2 separate regions of the Mus musculus genome follow, and region 2 is linked to region 1. Evidence: chromatin contacts called from ENCODE POLR2A ChIA-PET data. All regions are on one chromosome and are shown on one strand. Each heading gives the region's core, a stretch centred on a gene start or an enhancer-like site at or near the end of the contact. The rest is flanking DNA. Distances are from core to core; before and after follow the strand shown. Region 1 has its middle 6.2 kb from the start of Cnn3. Region 2 overlaps Gm33485 (a long non-coding RNA gene).

What was found. ChIA-PET counts read pairs that join two places held with the same protein, here RNA polymerase II (POLR2A).
Region 2: POLR2A ChIA-PET joins it to region 1 with 12 read pairs in embryonic stem cell. The contact joins two enhancer-like sites. POLR2A ChIA-PET finds 5 or more read pairs at or near these places in 3 of 5 experiments (Patski and embryonic stem cell).

What each region holds. Positions count from the first base shown.
Region 1 is chr3:121,416,782-121,423,868 of GRCm38, reverse strand. No RefSeq gene overlaps it. Among named protein-coding and RNA genes, the nearest start is that of Cnn3, 6.2 kb to the left of the region's middle. Within about 2 kb of position 4,573, at least 1 of the 3 ENCODE cell types and tissues checked has a DNase peak (open chromatin) inside an H3K27ac peak, as active enhancers do.
Region 2 is chr3:121,599,352-121,606,438 of GRCm38, reverse strand. It overlaps Gm33485 (a long non-coding RNA gene), which reads left to right. Exons shown (of 4, transcript XR_001783961.1): 2 at 5,433-5,530. Among named protein-coding and RNA genes, the nearest start is that of Gm33485, 3.7 kb to the left of the region's middle. Within about 2 kb of position 4,263, at least 1 of the 3 ENCODE cell types and tissues checked has a DNase peak (open chromatin) inside an H3K27ac peak, as active enhancers do.

The DNA.
Region 1 (7,087 bases), core at 3,324-5,823:
TTTTTATTATTTAGTAGTAGTTCAGCACAGAGAGCCACCCTGTGTGCTGATGATGTGCCTCCTGGCTGATGAATCTTTTAGTTGATTACAGTTTGGCGCCATTACAAATCTTTCTTTGTGCTTTGACTTCTAATGAAGTTCCATCCCAATAAACCCATAGTAAATTGAAAATATCATAAATTGAAGTAAAATTGTCACACCTAACCTATGGAACACCACAGCCGAGCAGCCCACAGTTGCTCTCTGGGCACGGATCACCCTCAGTTGCTCTCTGGGTTGCCCTCTTATTTTTGTTTTATTTTTCGACAGGGTCTCACCCTATAGCCTAAGCTAGCCCAGAACTCACTGTAGCCCAGGCTGACCTCCCATTTACAGTAATCCTTCTGTGTCATCGAAAGTGCTAGGATTACAGGTGTGAGTTACCAGGTCTGAATGGCTGGTTACTGTCTGGATTGCCTGGTTGGCTGGAGCCGTGAATCCCTGCTGCTGCTGGACACTGGGAGAAAGCCTTAGAACACCTAGCACTTTCCTGGGAGAAGATAAGTTGTAATTTGGCAGGGCATGATGGTATACCCACTGAATGTGAGCACTGGGGAGGCAGAGGTGGGTAGATCTCTGTGAACTGGAGGCCAGCTTGTCTACATAGCAAGTTCCAGGAAGTCAGAGCTATGTCGAGATTCTCTGTCTTTAAGTATATATGTATGTGTTTGGGGGTGCATATATATATATATATATAAAGAATTTGTCATTTGCAGTACAGTTTCTACTAGATGCATGTCACTTTCACAATATTGTAAGTTGGGAGATCATAAACCACCCCTCAACAGGGTCCACCAAAAAAGGTACAGCAGTCGTTCATGAACAAGCTATTAACAAAGACATGCTTTCATTTCTCTTAGATATATACCTCCAAGAACAAAGGCTGGCAGGTGAAAGGTGTGTGTTTAACTTTTTAAGAAATAGCTTGGGGCAGTGGGGCAAGAGAGATGGCTCAGCGGTTAAGGGCATGGACTGCTCTTCCAAAGGTCCTGAGTTCAAATCCCAGCAACCACATGGTGGCTACAGTGTACTCATATACATAAAATAAGTAAATCTTTTTTTTTTTTTTTTTTTTTTGGTTTTTTTCGAGACAGGGTTTCTCTATGTAGCCTTGGCTGTCCTGGAACTCTGCCTCCCAAGTGCTGGGATTAAAGGCGTGCGCCACCACGCCCAGCAATAAGAAAAAGAAACAGCCGAGTAAGTTGGCTCAGAAAGTAAAGGCATTTGCTTCCAAACTTGACAGGCACGTGAGTGGGTGCGGTCCCACCTGCAAGGGTGAGTCTTAGGTCCTCTGTACCTTTGCTAACATTCAGTGTATTTCTGTGGAGTGGCAGCTCATTGTTTTAATTTCAGGATTTCTAATACGTACATTTGACATCTTCTCTTGTACTCACTTGCTACCTGTATTTTTTTTAATTCTCTTTGAAGTCTCGCCCCTCTCCCCCTTTGAGATAGGGTTTCCATATGCCACCGTGGATGATCTAGAACTCACTGTGTCAGTGTTTCTCAACCTATGGCTTAAGACCCTTTTGGGGGTCACATATCAGATATTTACATTAGAATTCATAACAGTAGCAAAATTACAGTTATGAGGTAGCAATGAAATAATTTTATGGTTTGGGCCAGCACAACATGAGGAACTGTATTAAAGGGTCGCAGCATTGGGAAGGTTGAGACCACAGAAATATGTCAACCAAGCTGGTCTTAAATTCATGAAGATTTGCCTGCTTTTGTTTGTGGTTAAAGGCATGCACTAACATGTCTGGATACTTATTTGTTAGTTAGTTAGTTAGTTAGTTAGTTAGTTAGTTAGTTAATAAAAGAGACAGTGCCCAACTAGGTAGCCCACACTGGCCTCAAACTCATGGCAATTCTCCTGCCTCAGCTTCTAAGAGTACTGGTATTATAGACATGAGTCACCATGCCTAGCCAACTGTTTTCTTTTGACAGTGTGTCTTTCACTTACTGTTAAGATAAATTCAGAAAATCCTGACCAAATTCTAACGAGAGAGTGTGTCACCAGGGAGAGCCTGAAAATCTTAAGCATTTTATTTTTTCCAAATGTGAAGAACACTTTAAACTGAAGTGGGTACTCTTAAACAGTGTAACTACATTTCCAGATCCCCATTAGTTGAAAGCAGGTATTGGAGAGATGTAAAGGAAGTTTGCTGTTTGCTTTAGAACATATTCTTCCGGGCTGGGAAGATAGCTCAGTTGGTACAGTGTATGGAGCACAAGGGTCTGAGTTCAAATCCCAAATTGCACCTCTTTAAAAAAAGGTAAAAGTGGGTGGTGTCTAGTGCGCATGATCCCAGGGAGGAGGAGCCAAGTCTCTGGTTCTAATCAGCCAGGCAGCCTAGCCAAATTACTGACTGCCAGGCCAATGAGGGACCAAGAGTGATGGCACCTGAGGGAGAAGAGCTGATGTTGTCCTCTGAGCTCCACATGCATAAACCTTAAAACCAGGCCTGGGATAGGATGATTTTCTAAAGACTGCTGGAATCCCTGGAGAATTTAAATAATTATTTTACAGGTGACATTTTTTTTTGGAATATGTTATAAAAAATACTCTGGTTTTCATTTTTAAAAAATTCCTTATTTATTCACTTTACATGCTGACTGCAGCCCCCCTCCCTCTGCTCCTCTGAGTACCCCTTCCCCATGCCCTCCTCCTTTTCTCCTCAGAGAAGGGAAGACCACTCGTGGGTGCCTGAAAGATCCTGGCAGAATGTAAAAGGACACAGAAGCCCTGAAATTGGCAAGATAGACGTCAGTGTTAGCAGAACTAGCTTCACTGATTTAGAAAAATAGAGGTGCACAATGCTCTGGCCACTCCTTGAACCTGTGTGTCTGCCAATGTTCTGACCAGGTGTGTGCCCATTGCTGCACCTCATTAGACTCTTTCCTTGTACCCCTCCCATACCCATTCCTTGAGAATAGACATTGTTTAGATCTGGAAATCCCCTACTCTCCCCCTTCTCCTTTCCCCACTGAGGGCCTATAAAATCTGGGAACTCTTTCCCCTCGAGGTCGACTCCTCTACCCCTGAGTGGGATATGAGTCGTCCCCAGAGCTCTGGCTTTCCCCGAATAAAGCCTCATGTGGTTTGCAACAAGCTCGGTCTGTCGTGAGTTCTTGGGTGTCCGCTATTGTCCTGAGGCCTGAGCGAGGGGCTCTTCTCGGAGTCTTTCATACCAACATACCCTGGTACATCAAGTCGAATCAGGACTAAATGCATCCTCTCCCATTGAAACAAGACAAGGCAGCCCAGCCAGGGAAAGGGGAGATGCAAACGCAGGTAACAGAGTCAAAGACAGCCTTTGCTCCAGTTGTTAGGGGATCCACATGAAGACCAAGCTGCACATCAGCTACATACATGTAGGGAGCCTAGGTCCAGCCCAAGGATACTTTTGGTTGGTGGTTCAGTCTCTGTAAGCCACCATGGACCCAGATTAGTTGATTCTGTAGGTCTTCTTGTGGTAACCTTGACCCTTCTGGCTCCCTCAAATTCTTACCCCCACTCTTCCACAAGACTTCCCAAGCTCTGCTTGATGTTTGGCTGTGGGTCTCTGCATCTGTTTCTATCAGCTGCTGTGTGGAGTCTCTCAGGAGACAGTTATGTTAGACTCCTGTCTGCAAGAATAGCATAGTATCGCCGGGCAGTGGTGACGCACGCCTTTGATCCCAGCACTTGGGAGGCAGAGGCAGGCGGATTTCTGAGTTTGAGGCCAGACTGGTCTACAGAGTGAGTTTCAGGACACCCAGGGCTACACAGAGAAACTCTGTCTCAAAAAACCAAAACAACAACAACAAAAAACCCAAAACAAAATTATATATATATATACACATACAGCTGGAGGCTTGAGTGGGGGTGGGGTGGCGATGGAAGGGGGATGGTGTCGTAGGAGGGTCAGGCAGCTATCAGAGCAAGAGGGCTTTGAAGTTGTGAGGAGTTTTGCCTTAAACGGGCAATGATATGGTTTGGCTGGCTGGACTCCCGAAGTCCATGTGCCAGAGGCTTGCTCTAGTGTGGTGGTGGTGAGCCAGTAGAATCCCTAAGAAGCTGGGCTCAGGTAGGTGAAGTGCTTACAGGAAAAGCATAAGGACTTGGAGTTCCATCTCCAGAACCAACATAAAAATGTCAGGGCAGTGGTGCACACTCGTAATCCTAGCTCTGGGGGGGGGGGGGGGGGCGGGGGGGGGCGGGCTCAACCCATCAGCCAAAAGCAACAGAGGCGGCGACACCTGGGGCTGACTTCTGACTTTCCACACACAGAATACATATGAATGCACACACATGCGCACACAGAGAAAGAGGCCTAGTGGGGTGTGGGTAGGTCATTAGTGCACGGCCCTCGGAAAGGATCGGCACAGATCTCTTGGGACCTTAGTTCTCACAAGAATGGGATGTTGTAAAAGGAGAAAGTCCGTCCCTTCCTGCTTCTGGCTCCCGGTCTCAATAGGTGGTCTCTCCTTGTGTGTCTGTTCCCTCTCGTGATGCCATCTGCCATGTGACACACCACTCCAGGGACCTCACTTGGAGCTGCATGATTTCCTATTTTTAGCCTCCAAAACTTCCAGTTAAAGAACAACTGCCCCTCCCCCTTATCTTTCTGGTTTGTGAAACAGAGTAGATTGCCCAGGCTGGTTTTAACTAGCTAACTAGCTGGGGATGACCTTGACCTTCCGACCTTCCAGCCTCTCTCTCCCAGGACAGGATTACAGGCGTGCTTAACCACATCTAATCGCATGCAATGCAGGGCCTTGAACCCAGGCCTTTATGCTTGTGACCAGAGCACGCTGTTCACTGAGCTACCTCTTGAACCAAGCTTTTTTTTTTTTTTTTTTTTGGGGGGGGGGGGGTTCGAGACAGGGTTTCTCTGTATAGCCCTGGCTGTCCTAGAACTCACTTTGTAGACCAGGCTGGCCTCGAACTCAGAAACCTGCCTGCCTCTGCCTCCCAAGTGCTGGGATTAAAGGCATGAATCAGAATCAGATGTAGTTTAACATCAGGAAACAAGACCACAAGACAGGAGGTTCAAAGGGTTAAAAACAAAACACCAAAAAAAACAAAAAACAAAACAAAACAAAACAAAAAAACCCTTCTGTGTGTTTTTCTGAATTAAAGAAGGATTAAAATAAAATAAACCCGAATTAGTTAGGCATTAAGGTGATTTTTAAAATGGAGTCTTGAGTAGTGTATCCGCCCCAAACTGAAATTAAGTAGGTAGGTGAGGGGAGTGACTGGGGCCTGTAATTCCAGCTGCTTGGGAGGCTGAGGTAGCAATACCCCAAGTTCACAGTCTGCCTGAACTAGAGGGCGAGGGCAAGGGCAGCCTAAGCAAGCTAATTATATCTGGTTTTAAATGAAAAAGTCAAGAGGGTCAAGTTTGCAGCGCAGTGGCAGAGCTTGGGCACGGCAGGCGGGAAGCCCTACATTCAACCCCGGAGCTGGAAAAAAGAGGTAGGTGGACCCATTGTCCAGCCACCCTGGATAGAAACCCGCCTATTATGTTATAATACTGGTTCAGCTGAGAGCTAATGCCTTAGGAGAGGAATGTGGTCAGCATAATAGGAAAGAATTTTTCCGCTCCCTTTTGTGCGCTCAGAACTGGCCTCCCCGTTCGTTTCCATCTCTTTCTCCAACTTTGCATTTTAAATTGGATTGTGATCATAGATTTTAAAACAACAAAAAAACTTTTTTTGGCTTCACCTATACTCCCAGCCCCAATCAGTTTTTAAGGAAATCTTGTTGTGAAGGGGTTTGAATATACTTTTTGCGTGTAGCTCTTTGCTAGAAGAGTGTATGGGTGTGATTTATAGGCATTATTCCAAATACCAGCCCATCCTCCACCCCCACCAAAAACAAAACAAAACAAAAAAAAATCCCTTTCAGCTGTTGGAATGCATTTCTGAATTGGCCTGGTTTTGCTGTCTCATCAAGAGTGCTGTGGTCTGACTGTGTCCCCTAACTCACTCTGCAATGTGATAGCTTCCTCCGAAGATCAGACTGGCAGGGACTCTCTGGATCTGAGAGCCCCTCCCTTGGGTGAGATGAAGGATTTTATAAAAGAGACTTAGAGGACAACTGGCCCCTTCTGCTCTCAGCCCTGTGCAATGCTTAGAGTGACTGTCAAGACACATGGCAGTCCTGTGCAGTACTGAGCCGGCAGCTTCCCAGCCTCCAGAACAGCGAGAGATCAGCGTTTACTGCTTATCAATTACTCAGTATTTTGTTATGACAGCAGAAACCATGAGGTATCAAAGCGAGGGGAAGTCCAAGTAGTGTTTGGGCACGGTAGTACACAGTTTCAGTACTTGGGAAGCTGAGGCAAGAGGATCATTTGAGTTCAGCGGTCTAAGCAAGACTAGCCTAAGTAGCATAGCAAGACACTGTGAAAAGAATAAAGAAAGAAAGGAAGAAAGAGAGAGAGAGAGAAAGCGAGAGCGAGAGAGAACTACATTATTTTGTAGAAAATGTGATTTTTTTTTCTCTTGACACCAGTCAATATTTTTTGGTTTTGTTTGTTTTGTTTTGCTTTTTGAGCCAATTCTTATTAAACATTTTTAAGTGAGGTAAGAATTACAGCCAGGCGTGGTGTCGCATGCCTTTGATCCCAGCACTTGGGAGGCAGAGACAGGCAGATTTCTGAGTTCGAGGCCAGCCTGGTGTACAAAGTGAGTTCCAGGATAGCTAGGGCTACACAGAGAAACCTTGTCTCGAACCCCCACTGCCAAAAAAAAAAAATAAAGAAAAGAAAAGAAAAGAAAAGAAAAGAAAAGAAAAGAACAGAATTCCAGGCAGAGGTTAAGAGAGTAGCCTAGAGGGTGAAGGTGCTTAGCTGTGGACTGCTATGCAGATGAGTTATTTGACCTCTGTAGGCTTTGACCATCTGGTTCTTAAGGCCAGGCAGACGTGTGACAATTAAACTGTTCCATTATTTCCAGTTGTGAGTCCCCAAGGCCTGTGGTATTACAGGGAAGTGGAACTTTGAGGGGACACTACCTAGAGGGAGGAAGGTCACTGAGACCTGAAGCCTCTTTCTCT
Region 2 (7,087 bases), core at 3,014-5,513, 180 kb before region 1:
GAGGCCAAAGCCCAGGAGGAAGAGATGTAGGTCAAGGAGGAAGGGATGTAGGTCAAGGTTAGAAGCTGAGGAGCACGGGGTCCACTCTCAGGTCACACTTTGAGAGTCAGTCTTTGGAGTTGACGTTCTCAAATACCCTACGTGGCCCTAAGTAAAACTACTCATCATGAACTTCGAATGGTTCTCAACTGATTTACTTATCCCTGACAACAAGAAAGCGTGTGACAACAAGAATCCCATGAATAATTGGATGAAATTTCCCATATTGTACCCAAAGTTGTTTAAATGTCTATCCAGACAGAGTTAGTAGCCAGCATCTTTTGTTTGGTTCCAAGTATTATGTTATTAATTAATTAATTATTAATGCACCTTACTGATTACTCTCACATGGAATCTTTTCTGGGTGAAAGAAGGAGGAAGGAGAAAGGGTGGTACAAAGAAAGAACGCAGCTTATGATTAACCAGGCCTGACATGTGGATCCCATAGACTGACAGGTGGGTGCCTCTCCAATGTCTTAGGCTCTCTCCCCACTGCCTGTGATTGACAAACTGGCCTATGGATAATCCCTTCTGTTCTCTTCCCCTCTCTGTTCTAGTCCCATCCCAACCTCTTCTGAGTTTCTAGAGAGGAGTCTCAGCCTCCCTGTGTAGAACTTTTTGTGGAGCCAGCTCACCTGAGGCTCGCTGTTGGTTTTCTGGAAACCAGCTCTTGTTGCTGTTCCCTGAAGGATCTCACCTGAGCCTCCTGTCATGGTGATTACACACCTTGCTCTCTCCACTTCTTTCCCTACATTGGAACAGGACAGAACCACTAAGTTCCGAACAATGTCCTCTGTGAAGGAGAGGTTCCACCCTTCCCTTCCTAGGAGGAGCTTACCATCCGCACGCATAGTGCTGTGGCCCAACTGAGCTGGGGCTGACCGTAGTCCCTTCCCGTCTCCTCTTTGTGTCCTCATTTCCATGTGCTATAAGGACACAAAGTGTCATAGAGGAGAGAGTGTCAGAGGGAAGACAGCATTTTCTTAGAGGCATGAGCCATGCTGGGCTGATCTCAAACACATCCCTCACTACAGAGAAGCTGTATTCCCATCCTTACTCACTGTTTACACTCCATAGTCTAGTAAATTCCACAAAGGAAGGGAAACTCAAACCCTATTTTATCCATTTATACATTCCTGCAACCTAGTTCATACAACCACTGTGTTAATACTTGCTGAACGCATGCATGAGCTGTGAGGGTCTGATGGTGGCTCTTCCCAGTGCACACCCAAACAAGAGAAGGATCTTTCTCCTCAGGCTTCTCAGGCTAGGTCTCGGACCTTAGAGCTCAGAGCCATAGGCTTAGAGCCAACGCCATAGGCCCTGGTACATTCTGTCCCTGCTTGGCTGCCTGCCTTGTTGAGCAGTGCTCCACCTAAGGACTGGCTAGACATCACGGCTGGGTTGGGGGATGGCTGGAACCTACCCAGGACACGTTTGTCTCATTGGTGCTTGGACTGTAGGACTTTCATGAGTGGTGTCCAATTCAAGAAAAGCACAACCAATTACTCATCCAGCGAAGTGCTGTGCGACTGATGTTTAGAACAGCTGTTTACACAGAACCATTACTGATTTCCTGCCTCTGCAGTGGCTACACACTGGGAAACACACATCTGGCCAGCAAGGATGTGCTGGAGAAGCTCTAGGGTATGAGCTTGTGTCATTTTAATCCCATGGGAACACATCAGCAATCCAGTTATACCCTGGCGCCGGGAAAAGGGTGTGTGCCTATGAGGTGCAGGGTGTGGGTGACACTAAGATAGTCACAGAACTGGAGGTCACCAACTATATATCCAAGCCCCCCAAACCACAGACAATGCTGATGACATCAGCAGGACCCATGGCTTTATATAGTAATTTCCAATTGTGATGCCCTGTGTCATACCCGGCTTCATCTCACCGCCTAAACCTCTAAGAGACAGTAGAAAATCACAGCTTTTTCCACCAGAGCACTGGGAGGCTCCACCGGGTAAGTGACACACAGCAGCACAGAGATTGCCCATCTCAATGCCACTGACTTCTGCGCTGACAGCAGCGCCTCGTCCTGTGTGCTTCTCCTGCAGCTTCAGTTGGTTCCTAGAAATCCCAAAGGCCACGGTGTGTGCTGTGACTGAGTCTGGATGCTCTCGCAGAGAGACCGGCTTGCAGGAGTGAGTCACTCGCCTGGCAGGAGAGCCCTCCTGGCACCCATAACACAGGGAGTGCTTCTGCCTGCCAACCTTCAATCCCTGTTCTGTGTCCTCACAACCCTCCTTCCGTGATTCAGAAGCAAAAACAAAATGAATGGATGGCTCTTTTTGAAAAAAATGGCCATCAACTGGGTTCAGCATCAGAGGAAGCGATGGGTAAATGTGGATTTCAGTCAGGACTGCGGCTGTTGTGGACACGGTATTCATTCACACCTGCCAGTACATATATGATGCACTCACCAGTACATCTGAGAGGCTGTCAGGAGCTTTGTCAATATTCTTTCATTTGCACCTGCCCCTTGAGCAGATAAGAAGACTAGAGAGGTCAGGGATGGCTTGTGGTCTGACTGTATGTGAGTTCAGACAACTGTGAGCTGTGTCCTGCAAGCCAGTGCTCTGAAACTATGCAGCATTGCCCTGCTTAGCGATGGCAGCCTACAGCCCTTATAGACACATGAGGCGTTTCTGAACTCAACAGACCTCAGGACAAACCTGCCTTTGCTCATGATGTGCTCTGTCTCTGTTTCTGATTCTCTCTTCCCTCTGATGTCTACCCTCGATGTTCTCAGAGCCTTCTTTTCCTACACCTCCTTGTGAAGTTACACAGAAACTCAAACATCTCGTTTGATTATACAGAACAAGCCATGTATGGTAGCACTTTGAAATCCTATATCCCATCACTTGGTAGGGCCTGAGGCAGGAAGGGCACAACCTTAAAACCAGCCTGGGCTTCACTATGATGCACCAAAGAGAGAAAGAAATGAAGGAATTCCTGCTTTATTCTAAGCTGTGGTTGGGGAAATGGCTGTCAACAAGGTAGAAGTCCCTGACTTTCTGAGGAGGGCATTCGAGCAAGGAGGCAGACAAGACCATGACTATGTAAGGTAGTGTCAGGCTGGGAAGAAGATGAAGCAAGCAGGAGCTGGCCTTGAGAAGTAGGCTCAGGGAGGGCCTCCTTGAAGAAAGGCGCATGGGTAAAAACAAGGCCCAGTGGAGACAGAAGCTTGCCTCTCTGGAAGAACTTTACATCACAGTGATGGAAACGGGCGTGGCCTAGAGAAGCCAAATTTAGCAAAGAGGAGTGGGAGGATAGGAAGAAAGGTGGGGAGCCTGAGTAGGAAGTTCAACTAGTATCTATGGGGAATAATGATTAATAGCATCCGTGCCATCCAAAACCGGGAAGTACTTGTCTTGGTCTGCTGTTCTGTTGCAACAACATAGTCTCGGACAGTGTGGCTTGTTAACAACAGAACTTCATTTTTCACCGTTCTGAAAGTCGGGAAGTCTAAGAGTAAAGCACTAGTAGGTTCAGATCTACTAAGAACCAGTTGCAGGGTTCCAGATAGCATCTTGTTGCTGAATCTTCCAGAGTAGAAGCTGCAGCGTCTTCACACAGAGGGGAAAACAGAGAAGGCAAACCCTTACCCTCAAACCCTTTACAAAGGCCCAAATCCCATCCAAGTGGGGTTCTTAGCACTGTTGCATTTGAAGATTAATTCTCAACATAAATTTTAGAGGCTGGCCCACATTCAAACCACAACAATGCTCATGTGAGAATAAATTATCCGTTGTTAATCGGAAATTCTAATTTGACTCCAATAGCCCGTTTTAGTTGATAAACAGACTCATGTTTGATCCCCGGGCCAACACAGCTCATCCTCTTCCTTTGCATGTAAGCACTGATGTGAGACTGAACTGTCAGCACAGGGCTGGGGTGTAGCTCACGGGTAGAGAGGGCTTGCCTGAGTAAAATGCCAGGGTAGGGTGTGGAACGGTTGGAGCTGCTCAGTGAGGCGTAATGTGTAGAAATGGAACCAAGTGACCTCGTTCCCAGTGTTCTCCCAGAATTGGATTTTTTTCATTTCAAATCCAACAGAAAAGGAAGCAGAGCTGTCTGCGCCAGCTTACAGGGAGTCAGCGGCTTGCTGTTCCCCGCCCTTCCCAGGCCAGGGACATTGCTTCATCACACACTGGAAAAAAAAAAAAAAAAGAGGCAGGGAAGCAGCCCGTGCAGGGCCCAGCAATTGCCTTATAAGGACATTGGCTAGGCCAGCCAGGTGTGTCATCCCAGAGCTGAGAGGCCCCCTAGTGTGTCCTCCATGAGTCAAGGCCTTGGGAGGGTTAAGGGGTGAGGTGGCCTCAGAAGGCCCATGGCTGCAAGTGAGCAGTCTCACTTTCTCACTTTCTTTCCTGCTACTTGATCCCAGGAATCCACAATCTCATTCACCTTCACATTTGGGAAAGTGGAAAAGGATATTTTAATTAAAATAAAAAAAAAAATAGGTGCTTGTGTTAGCATTTCTTCTAGGCGCTGCCTCCACAGTTACCTGGCAACAGCCAGGAGTGCCTAACTCACTATAACAGGGGCTGCTTGCCCCCTCCTCTCTCTTGCTGTCTTGCCTTCTTGCTCTCACTTTGTCCTTCCCTCCTGCTCCCCCTCTCTCCTTACTCCCCTCCACCCCCTCTTTCTCATGACCGGCCTCTACCTCTCTGTCTCTGTCTCTGTCTCTCTCCCCCACCCCCCTTCTCTGTCTCTACTACCCTCTCAACTCCCCTCCCCAGGCCCTGAATAAACTATTCTATACTATACCTTTGTCATGTGGCTGGTCCCTCGGGAAAGGGATGCCTCAACATGGACCCACAGAGGCACCCCTTCCCCTACACCTGACTGCACACCCACCAAACATATTCCTTCTTTCTTTATTTTTATACAACACAACAGATTGTAAGTTGTTACTTCAGTAGCCAGAGTGTCTGCTCTGGGGTCTGCTGAAATAAAGAAAATGTAGACTTTGGAGAGCGCCCCATCGACAATGGACACACAGAGACCCTAGAAGCAAGGAAGCCGCATGTCGTGGCTCTGTGCTGGGAGGGATGCAGCCCACTAATCAGAAGGCTGTTTTCCAAGGGGAGGCGTGAGTATGAGGCTTTTAGAAGGATTTTTTAAAAAGAAGAAGCACAGAAAATACAGCAAAAGCCACAGAAATAGCACCGTAGATGCCAGGGACTTTGCAGAGAGCAGGGCCGCCCATGTTGAACCACCCCTCATCCCACCTAGACCCTTCCACATCTTCCAAGATGGCAGATACTCGCAGTTTGGCAGTTTGTGTGCTGGGGTAGATGGGGAGACGTAGGAGAGAATAATTAATGCGATTAGATAACATCTTTCTCCATAACCCCGCCCCCATTGCTGTTGGTCTGTAGGTGATTGGCGGAGGGTGATGTTCACCGGCTGTCTGTGCTTCCTTCAAGATTTCATTGGCTCTCAGCACTTCTGCTGGCCCGGTGGCTTGCTTACTGAGGTAACATGGATTTTCTTTTCCTGCCCTGTGAAGGGTTTATCTGGTGCCTCTGGAGTTCGTACCTCTTTCCTGGGAGCACAGTGCTTCACACCTCCAGCTTTTCCCACACAAGCAGCACAGAGTGCGTGATACACTGAATCCAAGGCGGGATGCTTCCCATGTCCCTGGAAGGGGACTGGAGAAAAAAGAAGTAAATTTGGGGGGTTCTCTAAAAATAAGTCAAGCTAAGCACACACAAGAAAGACTAAAGGGGGAACCGGAAATCAGCTGTTGTGTCCTGGTAGCATATTTAATGTAAGAGACAGTGAGTCAGAATTCCAAATTTGCATAACTTTGATCCAGTCATTACAAGAATTTGTTCTACAATCAGAGAAGTACCAAATTTATAAGGACAGTTGAGAGGTGTTCAGTGGAAGAGAGAAGATAGAAAAAAATGTCGATTACCCATACAAGGTTTTCCATTTGTAGTTGAAACAGAGTGTAATTTTCCCCTATGTTGGAGTAGGCTAAAATTATGTTGTAGTTTCTTTTTTTTTTCTTTTGGTTTTTTGAGACAAGGTTTCTCTGTATAGCCCTGGCTGTCCTGGAACTCACTTTGTAGACCAGGCTGGCCTCGAACTCAAAAATCTGCCTGCCTCTGACTCCTGAGTGCTGGGATTAAAGGCATGAGCCACTAGTAAAAAATGAAGTTTTAAAAAAAAAGCAATAAATCCCATGTTTTATGAGACCTTTCAGGCAAGAACTAAGCCACCAAGATGAGGTCTCTTACATCAAAAATATTGCTCCTAACAACACGGTCCCCACATACTAGCAGAGATAAGTCACTTAAATTGCCCTTTTGAGAAGAAAAGGGTTTTCCCAAATGACAATATTAACTAATATTGCTTTAGATGCCGGCATAACTGTAATACCTGTCTGTTACAAAATCTTCAAGATCTGATATAAAGTAAAATGAAATATAGAATTAGTAATAAGTTAACTTTATTCTGTGATAGACATTTGTGGTTTTTTGATACATATTCTTTTACTTTTTTCTTGGTAGAAGAAGGAAAGGAAAGAAGGGTGGGTAGGTAGAAGGGTAAAATGTTTTACAACCTGCCTTATTTATTAACATGGACACCCCTTTCTTGTAAAAATGCAAAGTCTATCTTCTGAATTGCTTGATTTCCATCTAGAAAGACTCTAGCAGGTTGACATCCCCACAGGAGTGTATTGAATGCCATTCCTCACATTCTGCAAACAGCCATCTTCCTGTTTCACACAGGATACGGAGCCTCTGCCCATTAGCCAACAGGCCTTTGTGTTGTTTCTTTGTGAGGCTGTGCAGTGTTGCCTTGAGTCAATTCCATCACCAAGGGATGCTCAGAAATTGATCTTCTTTATGGTGGTGTCTATGAGCAAATCACTTAGGAAGGGCATTGGTCCTCTGTAACTTGAAGGAATGCTTTCAGAACAGGCGACCTTAAAGAAACAGATGCTTCTGATGAAAAGCAGATGGCATAATAGTGTGATTTAAGAATGACACTGTCATAATGAGACTCTCCTCATCTGTATGCA